Linked DNA regions of Homo sapiens: all the other regions are linked to region 1. A link is a loop called in an ENCODE intact Hi-C map of the cell type or tissue named here. Cell type or tissue: dorsolateral prefrontal cortex. All regions are shown on one strand.

The links. Peaks named below come from ENCODE experiments on the same cell type or tissue, not always from the same donor. Only the 100,000 strongest peaks of a DNase experiment are listed, where the experiment ranks them.
Region 2: a loop joins it to region 1, with 6 times the contacts of the local background. A loop is called at or near these places in 7 of 110 quality-filtered maps.
Region 3: it touches region 1 in a loop (11-fold over the local background); 7 of 110 quality-filtered maps call a loop at or near these places.

The regions. Positions count from the first base shown.
Region 1 is chr16:84,405,728-84,408,227 of GRCh38, reverse strand. All of the region lies in intron 3 of ATP2C2 (ATPase secretory pathway Ca2+ transporting 2), which reads right to left. Among named protein-coding and RNA genes, the nearest start is that of ATP2C2, 38 kb to the right of the region's middle. In dorsolateral prefrontal cortex, a CTCF peak has its summit at 1,457; DNase peaks (open chromatin) are centred at 108 and 1,717; H3K4me3 peaks cover 1,324 bases; H3K27ac peaks cover 1,808 bases.
Region 2 is chr16:84,355,565-84,358,064 of GRCh38, reverse strand. No RefSeq gene overlaps it. Among named protein-coding and RNA genes, the nearest start is that of ATP2C2, 12 kb to the left of the region's middle. In dorsolateral prefrontal cortex, no CTCF peak of the experiment used is centred here; DNase peaks (open chromatin) are centred at 624 and 1,214; H3K4me3 peaks cover 598 bases; H3K27ac peaks cover 2,201 bases.
Region 3 is chr16:84,276,170-84,278,669 of GRCh38, reverse strand. No RefSeq gene overlaps it. Among named protein-coding and RNA genes, the nearest start is that of WFDC1, 17 kb to the left of the region's middle. In dorsolateral prefrontal cortex, CTCF peaks have their summits at 1,029 and 1,242 (motif pointing left); a DNase peak (open chromatin) is centred at 1,229; H3K27ac peaks cover 68 bases.

The DNA.
Region 1 (2,500 bases):
GAACTCCACCCAATTGACCCTCCCAGGTCCCAGTACTGACCCCCTGAAGACACCGGCCTCAGCCCTGCCTTTGAGTTCTTGGTCTCGCCTCTCCACATCTCCATGACGCTCCAGGCCGGGACTTTCGGCAAGATGCCAGTCCTGGCTCAGGACGGCCAAGGATCCTCTCTCACCACACCAGCTCCCCAAATCCTGCACATCCCAGTCACCAAACTCAGTAACAGCCTGCTCCTGTAACAGCCTCTAGGGACTCCAATGATGTCCCTCTCTAAAACAGCCGTTCCCAAAACTTCCTGAGAAGATTTTTACTTTATTTTATATATCTGCCCTTTCATTTCAGAGACATCTCATGGTAGCTCATGTTACAGAGGATTGAAAAGAAATGCAAACACATAAAACCGGATTCAGAAGGCAGACCAAAGATCAGGATAAGGAAGAGAGTTACAATATCAACAAGGGCTGGGTGCAGAGGCTCACACTGTAATCCCAGCCCTTTGGGAGGCAGAAATGGGAGGACTGCTTGAGCCCAGGAGTTTCAGTCCAGCCTGGGAAACACAGCAAAATCCCATCTTTACAAAAAAATGAAAAAATGAGCTGGGCATGGTGAGGTGCACCTGTGGTCCCAACTACTCAGAAGGCTAAGGCAGGAGGATCACTGGGGCCTGGGAAGTTGAGGCTGCAGTCAGCCGTGTTTATGCCGCTGCACTCCTGCTTGGACACCAGAGAAACCCTATCCCAGAATATAACAATAATAATAATGCACCTGGTCTGGGCACCTTGATTCCCAGGCTGCCAGGCTCCTGTCCCCTCAGGGACTCTGCACCCTGCCCTCCAGCGACGCCCTCCATCCACATCCTCACATGGCTTTCCGTCTCATTTCACTCAGATCTCTGCCCAGATGCCACCTCCTCAGAGCACCAGCCTAGTGCCTCCCTGCCATCCCGTCCAGAGCCTTACGCCGTGCTAAGGTAGAATTCCTAATGGTGAGACTCCTGAGACAGAGGAACAGGGCTGCCTTGTGAGGTGATGAGTTCCCTGTCACTGGGGGAAAGATAGGAGAATCACAACACTTGGCATGCAGGAGGAACTCAACACATGTAAGGAATTAATAAGGGAGAGCAGACAGAACCCGTATACGCAAGGGCAGGAAAACCCAGCCGTCAGGAGCTCCCGTCCAGTCCTACAAGGATTCCCACAGATGCATTGCTGAACCGACAAGCTATAAGATGAATGAGCAGGTCCTCTGCTCTCAAGAAATTTAAGAGATTTCATTTTGGGGAACACCCTGGCTGGAGGCTGGAGGAGGATCCTTGGTGAGAAGGAAGATGTTCACGGTGGGTTTCGACAGAGCAGAGGGGAACGAGGAAGGAGGATAACCAGGGGAAGTGGGGGAGCGGGTCCTAGTGGAAGGGGTGCCAGGGCAGAGCAAAGAGATCTCCAGCCGCAGAGGGGAGCTCCTCCCTCACAGCCCATGTCTCGGCCTCCTTCCCTGAACCCCAACTTCCGGGAGCCTCCACTGCCTCTTCTCAGCCCTGCAGTTTTAGGAAGCTTCTGGGCTAGCCAGAACCACCTACATACCCAGAAGCCTATTTTGCTGCCAAAACGCATCGATGAATAACATTCCCAGAACACTGAGAACTGAGCCTTGATCAGGGAGGGGACCTCAAGGAGAGTGGAGACAGAGGATGCTGCCCAGGGGACTGTGATTGGTTCCGGAATCGACCAATGGAGGAAGCTGTAAACACAGAGCCAATAGGAAGGCGGTTGAAGCCTGGGGCAGCCCAGGGGCCAGAGAATGAAGAAGGGGATGTCAGGGATGGGGCCAAGAGCATGCAAAAGGCTGGAAAAGGGGATCTAAGGCCATCTAAATGCCCTCAGGCACCTGGAAAATTCTGCCTGTTCACTGAGCCTTTCTGAACTGGTCCTGCAAAGGTGGCAGGGACTGCCGACTTCTAGAATGGAACTTGGAGCCATGTCAATTGCAGTTTTTTCTTTCCCCTTCTTAGTGGCTTCCAGGCATTTGATTGTGTGCCATTCATTCAGCACCGCGCCAGCACCGATGGCAGCAGCTAGCAAGGGAAGGGGCTCTGGGTGCAGCTCCCTGGCTGCACTGCTCTGCACTGCTCCTCACAGCTATGTGACTTTGGGCTCAGGTTACAGTAGGACACCCAGTAAAATCTAAATTTCAGAAAAACAAGGAACTTTTTGTTTTTAGTATAAGCACGTCCACTGTATTGGGACACACTTATACTAGAAATTGCTTCTTGTTTATCTATCTGAAATTCACTTTGGTTTTGTTGTTGTTGTGGAGACAAGGTCTCACTCTGTTGTCCAGGCTGGAGCACAGTGGCACAATCTCAGTTCACTGCAGCCTCCACCTCCTGGGTTCCAACAATCCTCCCACCTCAGCCTCCTCAGTAGCTGGGATTACAGGCATCCACTACCACATCCGGCTAATTTTTATATTTTTAGAAGAGACGGGGTTTCGCCATGTTGGCCG
Region 2 (2,500 bases), 50 kb after region 1:
CCTGGGCAACAAGAGCAAGACTCCATTTCAAAAAATAAATAAATAAAAAAGGAGACTAAAGAGCTCCCTGATGGTAATCAAATGCAACTTGCAGTTTTGGGTCAGATCCTGGATTGGGGGAAAAAAGGTCTTTCTCTTTTGCTGTAAAGGACATCAGTGGGACATTTGGTGAATTTGGATAAGGTCTGTAGAGAATTGTATTGTCTGGTGTGAACTTCCTGATTTTGATCACTGGACTCTAGTTATGTAAGAGAATGTCCCTGTTTTTTTTCTGAAAATGCACCCTGAAGATTTTCAGGGTAAAGGAGAGGGAAGAGGAGAGGAAAAGGGAGGGGGAGAGAGAACACACAGACCTGGGGAATCCGGTGAAGAATATATTCAGATCTCAAAAGGTCACATACCGTGTGATTCTCCTTCATACCATGCTTGAAATGACAAGATTATAGACAAGGAGAACACATGAGTGGATGCTGGGGTTAGGGGTGGTGTGGATGTCACCACAAAGGTTGTGCAAGGCGGACCTAGGCGTGATGGAATCGTTCTCTTCCCTAGCTGTACGGGTGGCTGCATGAATCTATACAGTGAAAAAATGACTCAGAAACCACACACAGTGGCCCTCCCTCCGTCTGAGGTTTCTGAGGAGCCTGCGGATACTGGGAGGGCTGACTGGGGGACTTGAGCACCCTGGGATTTTGCTGTCCTGGGAGACAGGGTCCTGGAACCAATCGCCGTGGATACCAAGGGACTGCTGTGCTCACATTGTAGCTGCACACGTTTCCTGGCTTAGATTTGGCACTGTGGTTATGTAAGATGTAACCATGGGAAGAAGCCAAGTGAAGAGTACCCTGGACCACATCCTGGAAATCTGTAATTATTTGAAAATACAAAGGTAAACACACCTCTGTCTCTCTCCATTCCTTACTCGGCTTTATTTTCCCCCAAAGCCCTTCTACCACTGACTTGGTCTGTTTGCTTTTTGCCCGTGCCCCCCCTGGACTGCCAGCTCCCTGAGATCTGTTATCTTTCCTGCTTTATTCCCAGCACCTGGAAGTGTGTCTGGTACATAGTAGGGGCTTGAATGGAATGTTTACTGTGTTGAATGAACAAGAGAGCCCTGGCCCGAGGCGGCAGAGTGCCTTGGCCCCAGTGAACCTGAAGGGAGCCAAAACCCAGGGACAATGACTACATTCAGGCGCCCACCCCGGGAAGCCTGGGGAGCTCCCATGGTGATGGGACTGGATGCCGCAGCTGGCTCTTTGCATTGGGTCTGGCTGTCATTTTTACCAGCCAGCCTGGACACCAAGGGACTTTTGATCAACAGTTTGGGCGGTACAGGGGCGGGTCCCATGAACCCAGTTAAACCAGTAGGAAAGCTGGTTAATTCATTCAACAAATATTTAATGAGAGCCAGAGGACCTTGTGGGAGGATAAGAATAGCCCAGTGTGAGCCAGCGATACCGCTGACCTGCCCCCGGGCCCTGTGCTCAGATTTTGCCCTCACTTCATCCTTGTAACAATTTGCTTGCGCTCAGCATTTTGCGCTCACCATTTTGCAGAAGGGGAAATTGTAGCCAACAATGTGGTACCCACCCAGATCCCCTCAGACCCGTTTTCCCCGTGTGGTGCCCCCCTCCCTCAGTGTTGGGGCTTCCTCAATAACCCCCAGCACCTACAGATTTTTGAAGGCCAGGTCTGGGCTCCTGGGCTGCTTTGCCTGGACACGCAAGACCAGAAGTGCCTGGAAACGTTCTCACCCCCAGGCAACCGGCAAGTGCGAGGCAGGAGGTTCTAGCCTTTGGTGGGACAAGGCAGAGGCATAACTCGCCCTTCACAGCTCCCAATGGGGTGAGGCCAGGCCTGGGACTTGGCCTAAAACTGTACCCATCCGCACTGTGTTCCTACACTCCCTTGCCAGTTTCTGTTGTGGCACTTCCTTCATAAATCACTGGCATGTGGCCTGGGATGGTGGCTCACACCTGTAATCCCAGCACTTTGGGAAGCCGAGGCAGGAGAATCGCTTGAGCCCAGGAGTTCGAGACCAGCCTAGGGAGAGCCCATCTCTACAAATAATTTTAAAATAAGCCAGGTGTGGTGGTGTGCTCCTGCGGTCCCAGCTACTCAGGGGGCTAAGACAGGAGGATTGCCTGAGCCTGGGAATTCCAGGCTACAGTGAGCTGTGACTGTGCCACTGTACTCCAGCCTGGGTGACAGAGTAAAACTCTCTTGGCGGGTTGGGTGGAAATCACCAGCATGTGAGTCTTTGTCTCAGGACCTGCTTCTGTGGAACCTGACCTGAGACACGATCCGAGACACATGGTGGTTGAGTCTGTTGATCACAGCCACACAGCTAAGAGAAGATGAAAAGCCAGGTTCTGTGTTCCTAGAGTCAGATGCCCAGGAGTCAGATGCCAGAACCTGCACTCCTATCATGCTGCACTGCCTCCAGCTAGACCACCCGCCCACCCACCCACCTGTGCACCCACCCATCCATCCATTCATC
Region 3 (2,500 bases), 130 kb after region 1:
CTGACGTCCTAGTCAAGACTGGAAGGATGGAAAGGAATTCTCTTGCAGAGAGAAGTAAAGGCATATCCAGGCAGGGGGCATGGCAGGTGCAAAGACCCTGAGGTGCACGGCCCTGTGTTCAAGCCACAGCCCTGCTGCTTCCCAGAAATGAACCTTGAGGCAAGTGTGTGAGTTCTCGGAGCCTCAGTTCCCTCCCCATCAAATGGGATAATAACCACGCCTGCCGCACAGGAGCGCTGCGCAAATCAAAAATGACTACCCGTGAAAAGAAAAACAGCCCAGTGAAAACTAGGAAATTCATCACTATCATCTCCATCCACAAATCACATCAGTCCTTCCCACAAGGCAAGCTCCTATCGACTCTGATGTTTGTTACCTGCATTTTAAGCAAATCATGTCTCTAAGTCAGGGGAGCAGAAAAGAATTAAGATCTATAAAATTAACAGAGCCCAATACTAAGAGGCATTACCAGAACCAACATCTTTCCCGAACAGTGGACATGTTTCTGTTTGGTATATCCACACCTCTCATGGCCACAGGACAGCCACCTGTATATCATTAGTTTGGCTAACACTGTACTCCCTAAATGAAAGGAGGTTTCAAAGGAAAATCTTAAATGCTAAAAACTTTAAAATGGTGAAACTTTTAAAAGGTATTAGGATAATTGCCACAATAGTACTCTAGCTTTTGCTACCTTGATAAGTGTATTTAGCAGAATCTGAGAGAACTGGTCCAGGGTAGATGTAAGTGAGCATAATTGAATTAATAGAAAGAAAAAGAGAAGAGAGAGAGAGAAAGCGAAAAGAAAGAAAGAAGCCAGGCGCGGTGGTTCATGCCTATAATCCCAGCACTTTGGGAGGCCAAGGCAGGCAGATCGCTTGAGCCCAGGAGTTCAAGACCAGCCTGGCAACATAGGGAAACCCCATCTCTACTGTAAATTTAAAAAATTAGCGGGGCATGGTGGCACATGCCTGTAATTGCGGCTACTCAGGAGGCTGAGGTGGGAGGATTGCTTGAGCCCAGGAGGTTGAGGCTGCAGTGAGGTGAGATTACACCATGGCACTTTAGCCTGGGCGACAGAGCCAGACTCTGTCTCAAAAATAATAATAATAAGGAAATAAAGAAAGAACTGGAGTTGCCAACAGACAGTGAGACAGCTAGGGCCCCAGGTAGGGGACTGCAACCCACCACGGAATTAGGCATCTGAGAGCGTCCGCGCCTGACGAGGCTCTGGCTCACAGCGCCCCCTGCTGGAAGCATCCAGATGCTACTAAGGGAAGAAGTGAGTTATTTAAACTACAGAGTATATAACATTGCCTAGTTCCAAGCTAACTGGCCTGGTTAATCTCCTCCCTTTATAAAATGAAATTTGTCATGATTTGAACAGAGCTGGTTTGAGTTTAATCTGTCATCTCCACCTAACTGGCTAAGCGAAATAACAATAAAGACAACTACAGAAGAAGATGACATTCACAGATGCCCATCGGGGATGTAGCTTATGATCATAAAACATGGGGGTGGGGGTGGGGGGGGGCAAATGTTCAATCTTAAGGAATTGGTTATGGAATTATATAGATTTAGGCAATGGAATTCTATGCCCCTATTGAAATGGTACATAATTATTGACTTGGAAAAATGCTCGTAATGTATTGCTAAGTGATAAAAATGAATTATACAACATAATGTATTATATATTTCAGTTTTTGCAAAAAACATGTTTTTGTTTGTTTGTTTGTTTTGTTTTGGGGGGGATGGAGTTTCGCTCTTGTTGCCCAAGCTGGAGTGCAATGGCGCAATCTCGGCTCACAGCAACCTCCGCCTCCCGGGTTCAAGGGATTCTCCTGCCTCAGCCTCCCGAGTAGCTGGGATTACAGGCGCACACCACCACGCCCGGCTAATTTTTTGTATTTTTAGCAGAGACGGGGTTTCACCATGTTAGCCAGGCTGGTCTCTAACTTCTGACCTCAGGTGATCCCCCCGCCTCAGCCTCCCAAAGTGTTGGGATTACAGGCATGAGCCACCAGCAAAAAACACATATTTTAATGTATATACGTCCATTGGAAAATGTGAAGAAATACACATTAATACATTAGCATTTGGTTATTTCTAGGGGGTGACATCAGGAATCCTCCCTTTTTTACTTGCGTCTGCTCTCCCATTTTTCTATAAATGACAGCTCACATATATAACATGATAAAGTAACTCTCTAGCATTGAAATGGGATTACAGGAGAAGTATTTGACCTACCAAAAGGAATGGAACTGTTTTCCAAGATTTTGCAAAACCATTTGTTTTGAGTCAGTTCAATTAATCACATTTATTTAGCTTCAGAGAGGCCAAGGACTAGAATCTGACCCCTGTGGGTACTAGGTATCTTGACCTAGGTTCATACCCAAGTTGCGGCCTCAGCAACACACAGCTTTCCCTAAAGCAGAAGAAACCAAGAAACAGTGAGCATGGGCCTGCACAGCCCCTCCCTGTCCTGGGAAAGCAACATGCA